Linked DNA regions of Mus musculus: region 2 is linked to region 1. A link is a loop called in an ENCODE intact Hi-C map of the cell type or tissue named here. Cell type or tissue: heart. All regions are shown on one strand.

Evidence for each region. Hi-C counts contacts between places; a loop is a spot of excess contacts. Peaks named below come from ENCODE experiments on the same cell type or tissue, not always from the same donor. Only the 100,000 strongest peaks of a DNase experiment are listed, where the experiment ranks them.
Region 2: it touches region 1 in a loop (12-fold over the local background); 6 of 42 quality-filtered maps call a loop at or near these places.

The regions. Positions count from the first base shown.
Region 1 is chr9:61,031,084-61,033,583 of GRCm38, reverse strand. It overlaps Gm51680 (a long non-coding RNA gene), which reads left to right. Exons shown (of 3, transcript XR_003948176.1): 1 at 1-117. It overlaps Gm33699 (a long non-coding RNA gene), which reads right to left and starts at 1,353. Exons shown (of 6, transcript XR_003948174.1): 1 at 738-1,353. In heart, no CTCF peak of the experiment used is centred here; DNase peaks (open chromatin) are centred at 1,313 and 1,643; H3K27me3 peaks cover 993 bases.
Region 2 is chr9:61,213,924-61,216,423 of GRCm38, reverse strand. No RefSeq gene overlaps it. Among named protein-coding and RNA genes, the nearest start is that of Gm34105, 8.5 kb to the right of the region's middle. In heart, no CTCF peak of the experiment used is centred here; a DNase peak (open chromatin) is centred at 1,263; H3K27ac peaks cover 202 bases; H3K27me3 peaks cover 1,851 bases.

The DNA of each region.
Region 1 (2,500 bases):
ATGAGAGGGTGTGTGTCCAGCACGGATCCTGCCCAAAGCACTCATTTCACTCCACAGACAGTGAGCATCATGGCCTGCCTGTCCTGAGTCCTGAACCCGGAGTGTCATCTGGTAGAGGTACTGTGCTGTTGGTCATAATGGCCTTTCTCACCCAGAATCCCTATCTGGGTCTCTTGGTCTCTGTTTCCTAGAGAGCCAGTTAGCCGCTGTGTGTCCTCAGCCTAGGGCTCAGGGTCAAGGTCAGGGACAGATGCTTCTGCCCTCGGGAAAGCTTCAAAGGCCTGAGAGCCCCAGTCCATGCCTGGGCTTTCTCAGCCCTGTGCTCTGGGGCGATGCTGACGCTTCCCAATGAGGAGCTGTTTCCCCGGCTGATTCTCACACGGGAAGGGGCTACTGGAATGGCCTTCCAGTCTCCTCATCTCCCCCGACACCATCACTCAGGGAAACACGGCTAATTTTAAAATGGCTGCTCTCGTGATGGACGAGATTAATGGATCTTGAAGAGCAGCCAGCGTACCAACTGCTCCTGCAGCCATGATGAAAGCTAATAATGTAGAAAATTCTGCCAATTCCTTTAATTCATGAATATTTAAGCCTGTGAAAAATCTGTCAGATTATATCATTTTTTCCTGGTGATTTTCCGCCTAAGTACATTCGTGGCGGCCTGCCAGGTGCTCAAGAAACTTCAGCGCGAGTAAAATCATTCTTGTTGTTGGTACCGTGGGCCTCCATCTTACCTTCTTTCGCTGGATTTATCCTCCATCTCTGGGCAGGAGTCAGGTCCGCTGAGATTGTCAGCGACAGCCTCAGCATTTGTATCTCGGCAGGCTTGGAGTCTTCTCCTAACCTAAGGCTGGCAGAGCTCTTCAAGATCATAGCTCATGGTTTTCAATTTGTGTTCTGTGCTATCCATAAAAGTAGGTGCCAGGGCCTCGGGCTCTCTGGGAGGTGTTAGGGCTGGAAAGGCTGGGTGGGTGGGGCTGTGGGATTGACACCTCATTCCATCAAATAGTCAGCTCTGAGCAGCAAACAGCCTTCCCTAGAAAGACAGAGTACGTGTGTGACCCTGCCTGCAAACAATGTCCCTCAAATCTCAAAATGGCAATAGAAAGAGAATCCCTCAAGGAGAATTAATTTGTCCACCTCACAGGACCTGAACTGTGACCACGCCCAGTCCCACTGGTCCCTGCCACCCACGCCCACCCCCCACCCAGCTGCCTCACTCTCTAGCACATTGTAGCAGCCCACTATCGCAGGTCTGAGGCAAACAGGAAGTGAAGTTCAGATGGGCGGAAGCTCCTAGTCACCAGGAAAGTCCTTTCGGGAACCCTACAAAGACTAGAGTGACAATGAGCCTGTTTAGCCATTTGAGAGGGAGGGGACGGAAGGGGAGGAGGAGCGCGCGCGGGGGGGGGGGGGTCTGGAAGGAGGGAGGTTGGCCAATTTCGGAGATGATTATCATTCAGGGACTAGTTGGCTGGAGGAAGGAGGGAGCTGCTTTTTATAGGATCCAGTTCCGCGTTCTCTCCGGTTATTCTCCAAAAGCAAACCGGCTCTTCAGTCAGCTGGCAGGAGAGCCAAGAGAGCTGGGCAACCGGGCAAGTTCTGGCGGACATGGCCCAGGTTCAAGGTTTGCTCCAGCTGGTCACGTCCTCACCAGGGCAGCGGGCCTGCCTGCCTGCCCACAACTCTATGCCAGGAGCCCAGGTCAGTTCTCATCTCTTAGGGGCCTGAGTCCATCCAAAATCAACAAGTCTTTTGTGCTCCTCCTTCGGAGGCTGTGTAATTACAGCAAACACGCATCGGCGGCACACAGCCATGCCCAGGCGATTGTTGAAGTATCTCAAATGCACTTGGCATTGGGTCTTGGAGAGCAACGCGAAGAACCACAGCTCCAGTTGGCTCACGCTGGCCAGAAAACAAGTGATTTCAGAAGTCGTGAGTGGCAGGCTGACCGGGCAAGGATGACAGGGCACTGTTCAGCTATTTTCTTGATAATGGGTTGCATCTTGCCACCAAGCTACCCAATGGATTCATAAGGCAGTGCCTTAAAAAAATAAATAGGACAGGCCCTTCATGCTAATGCCCAGTAAACGCATCAGGCTGCTGACAAATGAACCCCTGCTGTTTCCCTGGGTGGTTTCAATTTTCCTCATTTTTTGTATTCTTGTTTGAAAACTATAAAAGCATAAAAGCGAAACCATATACCATTCCCCTCAAGTAGGTCTGTTCCCACAGGCAGCCAGAGAATGGGGTATGGGGGTGTTATGTGAGACCCGGGCATATTGTCCCTCTGAGAATCTATGCTCTAGATACTGGACTCAAACAAGGTTCTGTACAGGGAGTCCTCAGATCCAGGCCAGGGCTCATGGAAAGGGTAACTAAGAGCTGGTGACTGCTGTCTGTATGATGGGGACCCAAATGCTAGCATAGGTGGGCTTGTTGCAGGATTGGATAGCTCTGTGAGGGGACGGCTTGGTCTTGGGGCTGGGTCCCTGCT
Region 2 (2,500 bases), 180 kb before region 1:
ATGAATCAGCTCACGGTATCACTTTCTCACTGCGGTGAATTTAATCACACCTCAGCCCTGAGGGCTTCTTCTTTCCTGTGGGTTGTGGGGCACACCTGAAAGAGAAGGTCATGGCCTTCCGATGTGGGGGTAAGGCTTGGGGTGTTGCTGAGCCTGGGAAAGGGCAGTGGGTACAGCGGAGGCTTGATGCTGGTCTGCATGGTCCTTTGGTACCCAAGTCACGACTGTCTGCTATTGAGCATCATGTGAGTGAGTCAGAGGCAGTAGCAGTGGGGCGGATAGTAGTTCAGTTCACAGTTAACACTTGCTCTGTGTTGAATGATCTCAGGAATATCACCATTAAAAGGCAGCTGCCAGTAACTTCTCTTTCTAGTGTCACACAGATTTCTGGAGCCTTGGGGAAAACGAGGCCCCTGTCAAGGCTCCATTTGAGTTACCCTGTGCCGAGAGGCACATCGAGTGGAGGGGCCCAGCCCCTTGAGACATGAAACCTAGCACAAAACCACAAAACATGGGTGCAGCACAAGGCCTGTTGGCTCTACTGATCCCATTGCGTGTTACTTACCTACAACCCAGAAGTGTTCTGTAACTGCGAAGAGAATGACCAGGAGACCAGCACAAAGGCTCCTGACCAAGAAATAAAGGCAGCCAGCCCCTGGGTTCCTGGGTCTCCTTCAGATCTTCTGTGCTGTGGTTCACACGAACCATTGAGGAATAATGAGACTGTCTGTGAGGAGAGGCTCGACACTCTGTATGTGCAAGCTCTCAAGGGGCGTGATGGCTAAGGAGCTCTGTGTGGGTCACTACCTCAGCTGGGCAGGATGCAGGGGATACCTGCTTCCTCAGGATGTCACCTGACCATCTCTTCCCAAGTCTATTCATCAGAGTTCAGATTCAGGGCTAACAGCTGTGTGTGTTTGGTGAGACCTTTACAGCTTCCAAACAGCACGTAAGGCAGGAGCATGCAGCTTGCTTGCAGGTGGCACAGAGGACTCCCTGCTGGTCTCCAGTTCTGCCCGTGGAAAGCCTGAAAGCGGGGGGGGGGGGGGGGGGGCTGGCATGCATGGTGGTCCCCAGCCTGACTTTCTCCTCCAGGACGCTCTGTGCTCAGAGTCCTCCCCAGAGCCTGGACTTTCTCCACTGGACTGCTCCTAACTGCAGAACTATTTTCCAGAAAACTGAGCCTGCATTGTCTACACAGGAAGCCGTGTGTGTGTGTGTGTGTGTGTGTGTGTGTGTGTGTGTGTGTGTGTGTGTTTAACCCAAAACCCAGATGTAGTTCTTCATGTATCAGGAAGTTTCTTTCTACAGTTTTTAAGGAACACAGCTCCCTTGGGTGTAAATCAAGGGCCTTCTTTTTATGGATGGCCTTGGTGCCAGGAAAGCTCTGGCTTTGTTTACCAGCTTCGGTTGGAGGAATGTCTGTCGGATTTAGAAGCAGGCTGTAAGTAACCCTGCACGGTGGGTGGGGAAGCCGAGGTTCCAGAGCAAAGATGTCCATTTCGGATATTACTTGAGCTATCTATCTGTTGTTGTGTAACTGTATTAGTCAGGGATCTCTAGAGAAACAGAATGAATGCATGTGTGGTTTATTAGAGTAGATTGTAGGCCGAGGTCTGAGTAGTCCAATAATAGGTGTTTCATGATGGAAAGGCCAAGAATATAGTAGCTGTTCAGTCCATGAGGCTGGCTGCCTCAGCAGTCCTAAGCTGGCACTGGCTTTCTGGTGGATTCCTGGAGACCTTTTGGTCTTCAGTCTACTCTGGAATTCTGACATCAGTGAAGGAATACCTCGGAGCAGCAACAGGACAGATGGTCTTGCCAGCTAGAGTGAGGGCAAGCAGGCAAACAAAGTTTCTTTCTTCCATGTTCTTTTATGTGGGCTGCCAGCAGAAAGTGAGACCAAGATTTAGGGATGAATCTTCCTGCTTTAAATAATCCGATTAAGAAAACCTCTCCCAGGAGCGCTCAGCCACTTGAACTTTTAGTTGATTCTAAATGCAGTCAGGTTGACAACCAAAACATCATAATAACCAATCACCCTAAAACAATGCAGCGATGTAAACGAAACTGGATGACTACAGCCATAAATCCGTGGGATCAGGAATTTTGATAGAGCCAATGGCAATGTTTTGTCTTTATCACACACTATGCCTGGAGCCCCAGCCTTAAAGATTTCCATACTTGGTGCAAGATAAGGTAGAGATTAAACTGTTGGTAGCTGGAGCCACCCAGAGGCTTCTTGATCTGTTTGGTGGTTAGGTTGCGATATCTCAAAGTCTATGTACAACTGACCAGTTGATTAGTGTATCCGAAATGCATCTCCATGCATGTGAGTTTCTAGCAGCATAGGGACTGGGATCTGAGGGAGGGAGGACAAAAGAGAGAATTCCACAAATCTAGGGTTCAAGAGTCTAAGGTTGGGCTCCTGAAGTTCCCTGGGACCATGGACACCAGGCAGGGTCATTTCTATTGGTTATAAACTAGTGACGGAGGCTAG